Linked DNA regions of Homo sapiens: all the other regions are linked to region 1. The links are chromatin contacts, found by Hi-C or POLR2A ChIA-PET in ENCODE. All regions are on one chromosome and are shown on one strand. Each heading gives the region's core, a stretch centred on a gene start or an enhancer-like site at or near the end of the contact. The rest is flanking DNA. Distances are from core to core; before and after follow the strand shown. Region 1 overlaps UBE2E2 (ubiquitin conjugating enzyme E2 E2). Region 2 overlaps UBE2E2 (ubiquitin conjugating enzyme E2 E2). Region 3 overlaps UBE2E2 (ubiquitin conjugating enzyme E2 E2).

What was found. A loop is a pair of places that touch in the nucleus more often than their neighbours do. ChIA-PET counts read pairs that join two places held with the same protein, here RNA polymerase II (POLR2A). Pooled maps may share reads with other maps.
Region 2: a loop to region 1 is called in a map of PC-3, with 11 times the contacts of the local background. The contact joins two enhancer-like sites. A Hi-C loop is called at or near these places in 1 of 168 maps with a recorded cell type or tissue (PC-3). POLR2A ChIA-PET finds 5 or more read pairs at or near these places in 1 of 52 experiments (activated naive CD4-positive, alpha-beta T cell).
Region 3: a loop to region 1 is called in a map of psoas muscle, with 1.9 times the contacts of the local background. The contact joins two enhancer-like sites. A Hi-C loop is called at or near these places in 1 of 168 maps with a recorded cell type or tissue (psoas muscle) and 1 of 50 pooled maps. POLR2A ChIA-PET finds 5 or more read pairs at or near these places in 1 of 52 experiments (GM12878).

What each region holds. Positions count from the first base shown.
Region 1 is chr3:23,323,161-23,328,005 of GRCh38, forward strand. All of the region lies in intron 3 of UBE2E2 (ubiquitin conjugating enzyme E2 E2), which reads left to right. Among named protein-coding and RNA genes, the nearest start is that of UBE2E2, 120 kb to the left of the region's middle. Within about 2 kb of position 2,696, at least 3 of the 41 ENCODE cell types and tissues checked have a DNase peak (open chromatin) inside an H3K27ac peak, as active enhancers do; they include PC-3, where a contact is called at or near this core.
Region 2 is chr3:23,574,045-23,578,889 of GRCh38, forward strand. All of the region lies in intron 5 of UBE2E2 (ubiquitin conjugating enzyme E2 E2), which reads left to right. Among named protein-coding and RNA genes, the nearest start is that of UBE2E1, 230 kb to the right of the region's middle. Within about 2 kb of position 2,612, at least 3 of the 41 ENCODE cell types and tissues checked have a DNase peak (open chromatin) inside an H3K27ac peak, as active enhancers do; they include PC-3, where a contact is called at or near this core.
Region 3 is chr3:23,488,626-23,493,470 of GRCh38, forward strand. The region is part of intron 3 of UBE2E2 (ubiquitin conjugating enzyme E2 E2); the gene reads left to right. Among named protein-coding and RNA genes, the nearest start is that of UBE2E2, 290 kb to the left of the region's middle. Within about 2 kb of position 2,011, at least 2 of the 41 ENCODE cell types and tissues checked have a DNase peak (open chromatin) inside an H3K27ac peak, as active enhancers do.

The DNA.
Region 1 (4,845 bases), core at 1,446-3,945:
TATATTTGATCCTCACAACCACCTTATGAAGGTAGGTTGGACAGCTTTTATTATTTCTGTTTTATTGATGAAGAATCAGGTTTGGTGTTTAAGTAAATTGCCTACATTTTATAACTTTAATAATTTGCTCCTATAGTTACCCATTTATTTTTATGTTACTGGTTAGTCATGGTAGTACTTACTGTCTTGTTTCTTCTAGGGAATACAAAAGTCTTGATTTTTATTCTAGACGATTTAAGAAGACCAATTTGGGTCATTTGGCATGACCCCAGGGCTAGCTCAGGTGTAAGTAATACGGGGTGAGCATCCCAAATTCGAAAATTCAAAACACTTTGTAATTCACAACTTTTTCAGCACCAACATAACACTGAAAGGAAATGCTCATTCAATTCTCAATTGGATTTTTGGATTTTGGATGCCCACTAGGTAGGTATAATGCACATATTTCAAAATCTGAAAAAATAAAATATCCAAAACACTTCTGGGGTTAAGCATTTCAGATAAGGGCTATTCAACTTGTGTAAGTTAAACTTCTCTGAATGCCAGGATTCCTTTTTTTCCCTTTTAGCAAACTCCTGTCCTTATTTTAGTTTTAGTTCAATGTCACCTTCTCTGTGAAGGCTGCCGTTTTTCACAGGATGCAGAAATCTCTTATTCCCCTGTGCTTTCTCATAGCACTTTTGTACTTGCCTCACTTGGTACAAGTATTATTTGTTCATGCCATGATTGATTATTGAGCTCCTTGAAGACAAAAGTTGTGATATACCTCTTCACTTCTCCATGGCCTTGAATTAACCATAATGGAGCTCAGTAAATGTTTTTAAAGTAAATGAATGAACAAATGGTACATGCTTGATGTGTGTCTGTAAACTGTATAAGCCAAACATTGTGTACTCCCTGTTTCTGGAATAACTGTGCAATGCTAAACATTTCTTTGACTACTTACTATATGATGTCTGCTGGTTTTTGCTGCATAAATATTCTGATATCTTCAGTTGGTGCTTAGCCAGTTTATTCCTGTTCCACTGCATCACTTATGATTATTTGGGACCTGGATGAAGCAGTTTCATTGTAATGTTGTATTAGTTGAATCTGTGATTTTATAAAATACGAATTAAATTTCTTATAAAATGAAGTTTGTCACTCATATTTGTCTAAATTTGTTTAAAAATAAAAATCCTAGCTAAACTCTTGCCTATCCCAGAAATGAATTTAAGGACCGTATTCCTTATGAATTATGAAGGGAATTTAAAAGGGAAGCATCCAGGAAGGTGTAATTAGTGTCTGGTAAACTGGCTCTTGTGTTTTCTCTGCCTTTCCTCTCTTTCTTTTACCAGCTACCTGTAGACCATTTCCCTGTTTATTAGCTGCAGTACCAGAAGGTGGAATAGGAAATGAAGTTTACATCCTTCAGTTTTGTTATTTGTTAGCTGATTTCTTAAATTTTAGGTGTGAAGAACTATAAAAAAGTTAGGTTGTTTGTGCTGCATCCTTATTATTTTTTGTATCCTGTTATCACAGGCATTGATGACTTATGTATAATTGAGTAAAGCTGCAGGAAAGAAAAGCACTTAGGAAATGCCTCTTCAGATTTTCAAGATCTTTTCACACCTCTCTTGGAGAAAAGAATTTAAAAAAAAAAAACCTAAATGGATTCTAATTATTTTCTTTATCTGTGGTATTTTGTTTTGTTAAATAGTGTGTTATATAATGAATAGTGGAATTGGGTTCAGTTGTGAATTACAGGAAGTGACACATATGATAAAGATTGTGGTTTTATGTCTGTTCAACAAACCACAGTGGAACTGAAATGAAACTATAAATATTTTAACTACACCAATTGCTTTCTGCCGCCAAGCAGGACTAGTCCTAATGAAAACTAGATAAGCTGATACAAAGTTGTTGAGAAGCAGTACAGAATATAGGTCCTTATGTACCATCAGGAAACTTTAGCAGTTTTGAATCTTCTAGGCACACATTACTTTTGATCAGTAAGAAACAATTATTAGGTTATTTTACTCTTTTAAGAATTGAAGTAGCCACAATAAAGCTATTGTGTGTTTTTTTTTCCTTTGGGACAAGGATTTAGATTTAATAATAAAATGTGTTTTGTATAGTAAATATTCATGAAACAATTGAAAAGCAAATAAAAACATTCAATTTGTGTACTCTTTTCACAATTTACATACTAATCTGAGGCTGGGCTGGAGGAGAAATATATTCCCACATTATTCACTTACCAGGAGTATACCATACTTTCAGAAGCTTTTTCTTGACTAGTGATGACTCTTAAGATTTTACTGTTAGGATTTGAACACTTGTAGGTCCTTTAGTATACAGAAAACATTAGATATATTTAATGGGATAGCATAAGTAATTTCCATTCTCATTCTTTTCTTGAGTTTTAAAGTCTAAACCCATAGACTTACACACTTAGTCTTTGTCCACTAGTCAGAATGTTTACACTTTGCTAAGTAGTTATGAACGTCCTCTCCGGTGTATTTGTTTCATTTTTCACCATGTGAGGCTTGACTGCTTAGTTTGTGTGAGAGAATGTGCTACTGTGAGAAATATAATAGTGAATATCTAACCCCTCCGTATCACTGACCTTCGGTCTAGTAGAGGAGAGACCATTATAAAAATAACTAGGGAGCCCTTATATCCTAACTTCTCTTATCCTGGCAAAATTATCAATATCACCCTTTTTCACTTTCCAGTGTTGTGGTTTGGGTGATGAGTGATATAGTCACACTGTGAGTAATGAGGGGAAAGAACAAATATTTTTAACCTGATACTTTTTCTGAATTCATGTTTAGGTGGTAGAGGATACCATTTGATTCTTGGAGACTCCCAAATATAATTTTCTGTCTCATTTTGACTTCTTGTAGATACATGCTTTGTAATCTTTTATTTTTATTTATTTATTTTTGAGGTGGAGTCTTGCTTTCTCGCCCAGGCTGGAGTGCAGTGGCGCGATCTTGGCTCACTGCAACCTCCACCCCTGGGGTTCAAGTGATTCTCTTGCCTCAGCCTCCCGAGTAGCTGGGATTACAGGCGCCTGCCACCAAGCCTGGCTAATTTTGTATTTTTAGTGGAAACGGTGTTTCACCATTTTGGCCAGGCTGTTCTCGAGCTACTGACTTCAGGTGATCTGCCTGCCTTGGCCTCCCAAAGTGCTGGGATTATAGGCTTGAGCCACCGTGCCTGGCCATCTGTAATCTTTTAAAAAGGAAGAGAAGGGTACCAATTATCTGGCTTTTCAAGATTTTTCAAAACATTTTTTGAAAAATTTCTGAGTTTTTGGAATTAACCCTTTGAGCAGCTGCTGAGATTTTTATGTTCTTAAATTGGTTAGATTAAAAGAAACATTTAAGATGTGTCTGTCCCTTGCCTTTTTCTAAATAATTTATGATTAATGTCACATATCCTATACAAAAAAAAGTATGAGGTTGTATGTAGTTTTGACTTGAGATTTTCCAGAAGTCTTTTAATGGCACATAAAGGTTTTTTGTTTGTTTGTTTTTGTTTTATACTTTAAGTTCTTGGGTACATGTGCACAACGTGCAGGTTTGTTATATATGTGTACATGTCCCATGTTGGTGCGCTGCACCCATTAACTCGTCATTTACATTAGGTATATCTCCTAATGCTGTCCCTCCCCACTCCCCCCACCCCACCACAGGCCCTGGTGTGGGATGTTCCCCACCCTGTGTCCAAGTGTTCTTATTGTTCAATTCCTACCTATGAGTGAGAACATGCGATGTTTGGTTTTCTGTCCTTGCGATAGTTTGCTGAGAATGATGGTTTCCAGCTTCATCCATGTCCCTGCAAAGGACATGAACTCATCCTTTTTTATGGCTGCATGGTATTCCGTGGTGTTTATGTGCCACATTTTCTTAATCCAGTCTGTCATTGTTGGACATTTGGGTTGGTTCCAAGTCTTTGCTATTGTGAATAGTGCTGCAATAAACATACATGTGCATATGTCTTTATAGCAGCATGATTTATAATCCTTTGGATATATACCCAGTAATGGAATGGCTGGGTCAAATAGTACTTCTAGTTCTAGGTCCTTGAGGAATCACCACACTGTCTTCCACAATGGTTGAACTAGTTTACAGTCCCACCAACAGTGTAAAAGTGTTCCTATTTCTCCACATCCTCTCCAGCACCTGTTGTTTCCTGACTTTTTAATGATCGCCATTCTAACTGGTGTGAGATGATATCTCATTGTGGTTTTGATTTGCATTTCTCTGATGGTAATGGCACATAAAGTTTAATCTGCAATACGGAATCTGATATACCACCCCTTTCCTCTCACCATCATCTACTCTATTTTACTAACATGAAACTCCTTAAGCAGCCTTTTAACTAGGACAAATACTTGTATCAACCAATACAGAAAGATTATTTATTGTTCTTATAGGCAGGTTTGTTTGTGGCTGCAGTTAGTATTAGACTGTCACTTGGGATGTTATTCTGGAATTGCTTTTTCTAATTCTTTCAGTGAAGGTATGTGACTCGTTCTCTTTTTTCCTTTTGCAAAGCAAAGGCTCGACAAAATTTTATAGACTGGTGAAACATTTTGCAGGTCTGAAAAAAGTGTTGTAAACCTGCTCATGAGGTTCAGACAAAACTTCTGTGCATAAATTAGGAGTTGGTGTTGTCTAGGAGTTTGTGAAGATTAAGTTTTTCAGGGTTCTGATTTCATGAAATGTCATTCTAGATTTCTGTCAATCTCAATTATAGGATGATAGAAGTATGCTGATTTCTCGCTTAATAATTATGTAGTATTTGCAATAAGTATACAATAAGAACTTATGTACTTATTGTACATATTATATG
Region 2 (4,845 bases), core at 1,362-3,861, 250 kb after region 1:
AAAGAATGAGATCCTATGATTTGCAACAACATGGACGGAGCTGGAGGTCATTATGTTAAGTGAAATAAGCCAGGCACAGAACGACAAGCTTCACATGTTCTCACTTATTTGTGAGCGCTAAAAATTAAAACCACTGAACTCATGAAGATAGAGAGTAGAAGAATGGTTACCAGAGGCTGGAAAAGGTAGTTGGTGTCAGAGGGAGGGAAGTGAGCACAGCTAATGGATACAAACAGTTAGAAAGAATGAAAAAGACCTAGTGTTTGCTAGCACAACAGGGTGACTATAATAAAAAATAATTTAATTGTACATGTTAAAATAACTAAAAGAGTACAACTGGATTGTCCATAACACAAAGGATACATGCTTGAGGGGATGAATACTCCATTTGCCATGATGTGATTGTTATACATTGCATTCCCATGCCTTATCAGAGTATCTCATGTACCCCATCAATATATACACCTACTATGTACCCACAAACATTAAAAATTATAAATTTTTATAAAGAAAGCAGTTTGCAGGCTGATCTCAGTGGCACACACCTGTAGCCCCAGCTACTTAGAAGCCTGAAGCAAAAAAGGATTGCTTGAGCCAAGGAGTTTGAGGCTATAGTACACTATAATCATGCCTGTGATTAGGCACTGCACTTCATCCTGGACAACATGATGAGACCTTGTCCCTAAGAAAGAAAACACTTTCTCAATATTTAAGAAGCAGACATAAGACTTCTGCCATTACATTTTTATTTCTAATACTTTTGCATTCACTTGCTGCTTCACACAGTCACCAGATGTGCTACACTTTATGCCAGCAGCTGTTGCTTGTTACCAAGTCATTTTCTTTTGGTACAGGTTGAGTGTCCCTAATCTGGATATTGAAAATGCTCCAAAATCTGAAACTTTTTGAGCACCTACATGACTCTCAAAGGAAATGCGCATTGGAGCATTTCAGAATTTGGATCTTCAGATTAGGGCTACTCAGCCTGTATTAGCACTTGCAGTGGATAACATTAAAACCATGTTTGTTCCAGCAGCCTTTTAACATGTGGTGGCTGCTCTTCTCTCTCATTTTGAACATTTGTGTGAATACATGTGTAGACAATGCCAGATGTTTCCTTCATATATTATGTAGTTTGTCTTTGGCTAAAAGAGATTTTTAGTCCCAAGTTACATTCAGAATGCTTACCAATATTTAAAAATCAGTATTCAGATACTAACAGTAAGTCCAAGTGATGATGTTATGCTTACTATATGTGATAATAACCTATATGATCTTTGATCTCTACAAGTTCAGTAAACCTGGAAATGACATTGAATGAGGCATTTGCCTATTCCGTCTTCCAAAAGCTAAAGCAAATTTTGACCGAGTACTGAGGCCAAAGCTTAGTTATAGTGTGTTTTCAATATTTATAGTGTATAAAGTGTTCCTTCATATTAGAAAAAATGGACTAAGGACATGAACAAAATACTCACAGAAGAAATACAAATGGTGAACAAACTTGAAAAAATGTTAAACTTCAGTAGGTATCAAATTAAATACAGGTACAACGACAGATTATTTTTCTGTTAGTTTGGAAAAAAAACAAAAAAGCTGATAATGAGTTGGTGAGAATGCCCAGAAAGAGAGTAAATTGTACATACTTTTATTGAAGGGTGGTTTGGCAGCATTTACCAGACATTTAAAATGTATACAGTGGTCCAGGAATCTGCCCTCCAGAAGTACTCAAATATGTCCTCAAAGATTTATACAAGACTGTAATATAGTTCTAACAGCAAAAAATCAAAATCTAAATGTGATCATAAGGGGAGTGGAAAAATGAATGCTGACTCACTATGCAAAGGAATGCCTTATAGTTACTAAAACTAATGTGCTAAGTCAATATGTGCTGTCTCAGAAACACAGCTACGGTACATTGTTACAGAAGAAAATGCGAGTTGCAGAATGTCTGTGCGATTTCTATTTAAATAAATAAAATATGGAAGGATGAGGGTCAAACCATTAACTGTAGTTGCCTCAAGGTGGAAGGGGGTATTGAGTTGAAGAGAAGGTAGTATTTTTTTACTTTATACATACTTCTGTATTATTTGAATTTATTATAATGCACATCTGTTATGTTTTAATTTTATAAAAGATTTAAATAAAACTAGGCTAGACCAAACCATGGAATAAAAGTATTATGAAAGAAACAAAAATTAATTATTTCTCTCATTTTAAGACAACTCACAGATAGCCTCCAGTGACTTGGGGAGCGAAAAGAATAACATTAATCAAAGATACAGTGGAACTGCCGGAGGACAGTGGATCATAGCCTTGAAGAATCCAAGAAATGGCAAAGTGCAGGCCACAAATTCCAATAACAAAATAATTATGTTTAAAAAAACATAATTTTTAAATTATGTTTACATAATTAGAGGAGAAAAGTGAAAGAATGCTGTTAAAATCACCACCATGTCCCTATCTCTGACTTCCTAGTAATCCTTGAGTAGAGACAGGACAAACATCTATGATGCAATCTATTTATAATGCTAGTGCTGCAAAGGAACACCTGCCTTGTGGAGTGACTGTGCTATATATGGCTGTTGTTGTGTGTATACCTTATCTACTTATATTCTTCTAATCATCCATCCATCCATGCAGTAAACATATAGGGTAAGAGGGATACAGAGATGACAGACAGTCCTGTGAGGGGAGAAACTTGTTTAGCACTGGTTCTCCAGTACCTGGAACAGAGTAGGGGCTCAATAAATATTTGTTGAATGAGTGCATGGGCTCCCGTCCAGTGAGAAAACAGAAAAGTAAACAGACAGCTAAAAGGCAGTACTGGCACACCTCGTTTGACAGTGCTTTTGTGTTTCACATATACTGTTGTTATTGTTTTTTTTTTTTAACAAATTGAAGGTTAGTAGCAAGCCCGTGTCTGTCAGCCCCATTTTTCCAACAGCGTGTGCTCTTTCATGTCTCTGTGTCACATTTTGGTAATTCTCACAATATTTCAAACTTTATTATTATATCCTTTATGGTGATCTGTGATCAGTGATCTCTGATGCTACTATTGTAATTGATTTGTAATGGCCTCTAAGTGTTCAAGTGAAAGGAAGAGTCAAATGTCTCTCACTTTAAATTGAAAGATGGAGATAATTAAGCTTATTGAGGAAAGCATGTCAAAAGCCAAAACAGGCCAAAAGTTAGGCCTCTTGTGTCAAGCATTAGCCAGTTGTGAATGGAAAGGAAAAGTTCTTAAAGAAAATACAAAGTGCTACTTTGATGAACACAGGAATGATTTAAAAAAAAAAAAAAGCAACACACCCTTATTGCTGATAGGGATTTAGTGGTCTGGATAGACAGTCAGACCAGCTACAACACTCCCTTAAGCCAAAGCCTAATCCAGCATAAGGCCGTAACTCTCTGCAATCCTGTGAAGGCCGAGAGGTGAGGAAGCTGCAGAAAAAAAGTTGGAAGCTAGCAGAGGTAGGCTCACAAGGTTTTAAAAAAGAAGCCATCTTCCTAACATAAAATTGCAAGGTTGAGGGTGACCAAGGAACAAGGCAGGTGCAAGATGTAGAAGCAGTTGCTGATATAGAAGCTACAGCAAGTTGTCCAGAAGATCTAGCTAAGATAATTGATGAAGGTGGCTACATTAAACAGATTTTCATTGTAGATGAAACAGCCTTCTGTTGAAAGATACCAATCTAGGACATTTATAGCTGGAGAGAAATCAATGCCTGGCTACACAGCTTTAAAGGACAGGCTGACTCTCTTAGTAGGGGTCTAATGTAGCTGGTGACTTCAAGTTGAAGCCAGTGCTCATTTACCATTTCAAAAATCCTAGGACCCTTAAAAACTTGCCTGTGCCTACTCTGCCTGTGCTCTCTGAGTGGAAGAACAAAGCCTGGATGACAGCACATCTTTTTTAATATGACGTACTGAATATTTTAAGCCCACGGTTGAGACCTACCTCTCAGAAAAAAAAAAAAAAAAAGATTCTTTTCAAAATACTAGTACTCAAAGATCTAATATCCAGAGTCTACAAGGAACTTAAACAAATTTACAAGAAAAAAAATTTAAAAGTGGGCAAAGGACATGAACAGACACTTCTCAAAAGAAGACATACGTGTGGCCAATAAAAATATGAAAAAAAGCTCAAAATCACTCATTAGAGAAATGCAAATTAAACCACAATGAGATATCATCTCATGCCAGTCAGAATGTCTATTATTAACAAGTCAAAAAACAACAAATGCTGTCAACATTGCAGAGAAAAAGGAATGCATTTACACTGTGGATGGGAGTATAAATTAGTTCAACCATTGTGGAAGACAGTGTGATATTTCAGTGACCTAGAGGCAGAAATACCATTTGACCTACCAGTCCCATTACTGGGTGTATACCCAAAGGAAAATAAATTATTTTGTTATTAAGATACGTGCACACATATGCTCATTGCAGCACTACTCACAATAGCAAAGACATGGAATCAACCCAAATGCTCATCAATTATAGACTGGATAAAGAAAATGTGATACATACACACCATAGAATACTGTGCAGCCATAAAAAGGAACAAGATCATGTCCTTTGCATGGACATGGATGGTGTTGGAAGCCATTATCCTCAGCAAACTAGCACAGAAACAAACCAAACACCACATGTTCTCACTTATAAATGGGAGCTGAATGATGAGAGTACATGGAAACATGGTGAGGAACAGCACACCCTGGGGCCTGTCAGAGGGGGCAGGGAAGGGGAGCATCAGGAAGAATAACTAATGGATGCTGGGATTAATACCTAGGTGATAGGATGATCTGTGCAGCAAACCACCATGGCACGTGTTTATCTGTGTAA
Region 3 (4,845 bases), core at 761-3,260, 160 kb after region 1:
GGTAACATTTTTGAGAATTGAAAATTTTTGAGAAGCGATTTGGCTTCCTGAAAACTGTGTAGGGGCAGCAATGGTTTACCCTCTTGTCAGAAGCTTGTTTATACTGCAGATAAGATCGGTAGATACATTAAAACTCCACAGTTTCCCTGCCTAACAGGTGGGAGGTGGGGGCGGAATTAATTTAAGAAATATTCTTTGCTACATTTGCTAGCTCATAGGCCCAAGTGTTCTTACAGTACAGATAAGAGAGGCTATTTCTGGAAGCCCTGAGTACCTTGAGGCCTTTCATTACATATTTGAAACATGCCCAGGATGAAAAGGTTGAAAAATATACTCAGATGCTCATCTTAATCTCTGGTGTCCTGTCAAGCAGGGTAGTTTATCATAATGGTTACCTTTCTGGTTTTTTTACTTCAGTCTTCGTATCTAATTGGCAGATGTAGTGACAGGATAAGAGTCTTCACTTTAGAATTAGAGCAGTGGTCCCCCACCTTTTTGGCACTAGGGACCAGTTTCATAGAAGACAGTTTTTCAACAGACGGCATGGGTCGGGGAGATGGTTTTGGGATGATTCAAGCACGTTACATTTATTATACACTTTATTTATATTATTACATTGTAATATATAATGAAATAATTATATAACTCACCATCATGTAGAATCAGTGGGAGCCCTGAGCTTGTTTTTCTGCATCTAGGTGGTCCCATCTGTGGGTGATGGGAGACAGTGTCAGGTCATTAGGTACTAGATTCTCATAAGGAATACACAGCCTAGATCCTTCACATGTGCACTTCACAGTAGGGTTTGCATTCCTGTGAGAATCTATTGCCACCGCTGATGTGACAGAAGAGGACATTAGCATGCAAGATGTCATACAGCTGGTATAGAAAAGGGAAATTAGAGCCCGTAAAGTGAAACTCTTACTGTTTCCATGGTATAAGTGCAGAGGTCAAGGAAGAGGTGAGCCCTGCTAGTTTCTTGCTTTGCCTGGTAACAACAATAGTTTCATGGGATAATGCGAGTAATGCGAACAATGGGGAGAGCCTGTAAATACACATGAAGCTTTGCTCACTCACCTGCTGTGTGGCCTCCTTCCTAACAGGCCACGGACTGGTACTGGGAGTGGGGGACCCCTGGATTAGAGGGTTCAGGTTTTCTTCTCTGGGTGTGACCTTGAGCAAAGCACTTCACTTTTCTGACCCTTAATATTATCGCCTTTGAAATGAAGGCCTTCAATGGAAGTGTTCAGCGGGGAAGGAGCCTTTTCATTTTTCCTAAGTATTCCTTTCTTTCCCCTTCCCCCCATATGCATGCTGAGAATCACTGCTGAAGTGAGTCATTTTTACTGCAAGGAAAGGAAGGTATAGTGGAAAAGGGAAAAAAATGTTGAGAACCACACAGCTCATTTCTGGAGTCCTTTCAGCTAATTAAAGGATTGCAGATATTATAATTCAGTATTTTAATTCTGATTGATTTTATGCCTAATTGTCCAAGTGAATGGATTTCTAGTCCAGTTCTAATGCTTGCTTGCTTCTGTGTTATAAAAAAATTGAACTCTAGATGGTTTCCAAAGTCTTTATAATCATAACCTATTTCTAACAACCTATGTATATACATGTTGAACATCTGAAATTTGAAAATTTTAAATCTGAAAAACTTCTGGTCCCAAGCATTTCAGATAAGAGATACTTAACCTGTAAAAAGTAAGACTTAGTTCTTGTTGATTCCGTGGTTGGTCTTTATGTTTACAAGTAAATGCATATTATAAAAATGTAGCTTAAAAAGAAAAGGAAGAATATACAGTTTTTCCCTGTAGTCTTTCTTCCTGCTTCCCAGTTTCTCTGCTTATCCCTGCTCACTACTTTATACAGTTATGTCTCTTAAAATTTTAAGTCTGTTGGCATAGTTGTGTACTCATTGCAAGGTATCCACACATTGGGAAAATTAAATATACACGCACGTAACACAAAAAGAGGCAGGGAAGTCAAGGAGTGTCATGAACTTACTGAGGAAGTCTTCCTTTCTCAGTGACTCATAGAAGGCTCGTTTACTCTCTAAGCTTGCTGGCTACTGCTTTCCCTGGGAAAAGGAAGTATTATGATGATTAAGTAGTAGTTATTTTTTCATTTAAAATATTCTTTTTCTTCTATTTCTTACTCTCTGCTAAGTTGTTGACAGTGATAACAAAGGGTACAGAGTAGGTAACAATAGTGACTTTAAAATGATATTTGGTGAAAGATAGCCAAAATCATTTTTTTCATCTTTACATCTCAAATCTGTAAAGTGTGATTGAGGGTAAATATCATTCCCATTTATTAAGCATTCACTGACAAAAAAGTACAAAATAATTATTTTTCTTGGAATATTTCAGGAGAATTAGAACCAGATGTTTAAGGACTAGGAAGAAGCCTTATGGGGGATAAAATTAACAGTCCATTTCTGCATGGAGTTTAGTGTATGAAATGGGTCTTTTCTATCAGCGCTATTATATCCTAACTTCCTAAGATGTTTTGGTAGACTTTGGCAGTATTGGTTTTTTAAAAAAAAATTAATGAATACAAATACAGGGAATCTCAGGAGTCTATGGAATACTAGTCTTCATTTGTCCTCCTCTCAGACACTACAGTACTGGCCTGTTTCTGAACACCCTCTGGGGCATAGGGAATGCCTTTTCACTGTCAGTATAGAGTTCTTTTTTTCCTTTGATCCAGTTAATGCTGTTTCTTAATATGTCTTCTTCCCCCAAAATTAGAGGCCTATGTCTATGTTTTTATAACGTTTATATTTGCACAGAATGTTACCACTTCCAAAGGAGAACCTAGTACAGCCTTTAGGGGATCAGAAAGGTTGCAGCCAAGTTAAGAACTAGGGGTCAAATAGAATGGTCAGACCTACAGAACATCTTATGCAAAAGCCAGGAGACAAGAAAGAGCCCAGCTCTCTTGAAAGCTCTGCAAGTAATTCCAGTATGATTGGAGTAATAGAGTTGAAGGGGAGCTTTGGGATGGCAAGGGATGGGACCAGAAGTGTAAGCAGGAGCCAATTCTTTATGAAAGACTTTGTATGCTGCAAAGGACTTTGGGCTTGATCGTGAAGAACCTAGAGAAAGCAGGGAAGCAAAAGATCCTACTTAAAGGAGTTTCTGGAAATTGCCCTAGCTGCAGTTTGGTAAACAGATTGGAGGGAAGCACAACTGGAGGCAGGGAAACCATGCAAGATGCTGGTGCCATAATCTAAATGAGAGCTGATGCGGCCAATAATCAGAGTACAGAGATAACAATGAAGTAAGATTCAACAGGATTTGGGGGACTTAGAGCAGAGGAGAAAAAAGAGGCATGGTCAAGGATGACTCTCAGATTTATGACCAGATTAGAGATGCTAACAGTTTGGTAGGTGATTGTCAAAGGTAGGTAATGAGATACCCAGAATGAAGGTGAAGAGACTAGGTAGCTGAGGGTAGAACCCCTAAGTAGGCAGACATTGAAGAGGACAAACAACATGGAGTAGAACCCTAAATTAGAGGGAGACTGTCACTAGAGAAACACCTTCATTATTGTGTTGTATGCCAGAAGCTCAATATCCCTGCAGCTAGCTTCCAAAGGGACTTTGGACATAGGTGCAATATATAGTTTGAATGTGAACAATGTACTTTCCCACAGGAAGGATGAATTCAGTTACATGGACTCTGCTTATAAGCAAGGATTGCTAAAGCTTTTGAAAAATCCCCTCATCTTCTTCTCACTACCCTATTCCCTGGTAATTTCAGGTCAGTTCCCTGGACTTACAGGGACTGAACACCTATTCTTCAGACAAGATACTCCCTACCTGATCAATCACACACATACTTTAAGAGAATTTCACTGGGTTGTAGGATTAGCAGACAGCAATTCTCACTTGCTGTGTAGTATGATTAGATTTTTTAAACACACAGTTTAGGTATCCATTACCATTAAAAGTTTATTTTCAGCTAGCTAATTCCATGAATACTAATTTTAAAAAGCCCATTCCCCTTTGACTTCTTCTAGTTATGCCATCAATTATAATCCCTTCAATCAAGATTTAGACTTAACAATATACATAGCTTATGTTTTTTCAGCATTTGATATGTTCAAGCAAGGTTCTAAGCACTTTTTTTGTAATAATACCATTAAACCTCCCAATAACCTCCCAACTTCTTTGATTCATGATGTAGAAATATAGTGTGAGCTATGTATGTAATTTTAAATATCCTAGTAGCCACATTAAAAAGAAGAAAAAAGAAATAGGTGAATTTTATTTTAATACATTTTTAGCCCACCATTTCAACCTGTAATTATTATTAAATAATTATTAAATAGATAAATAGTAATTATTAAAATTACTAATGAGATATTTTACTCTCTTTTGAGGTACTATTATCTCATTTTACTTAAGAAGGGATTGAGGCACAGAAAGGTTTAGTGAAAAGTGGTGGCAAGTCAGACACATTCTTTCTGTGGAGCCAGAATCCCAACATTGCCGAGGCATCCTTCCTCTTTACCTGTCCCAAAGTCAGTGTTAAGTGAAAAAGCAGTAGACACAGCCAAAAACTCTTGGTCTTAGAATCACAGGTGTGGCACAGCAGATTGAAAGTATTCAGTATATCTAAAGCATCTTATGATCTTTAAGATGCTAAGTAAAGACAGCGAGAGCCTATTTTCATGATTTTTATTGCATGTAATATTTCAGCTGTACATAGGGGCTCATCCACTGTAGGCTGCAGCATGGGAAGCTGAACACAGTTTGATTCTGTTGCAGAATTTCTCCTGAAGCAGCAACCTTGGGCATTCAGCCAAATCGTAATTTGCTGATATTTTTCATTCTAA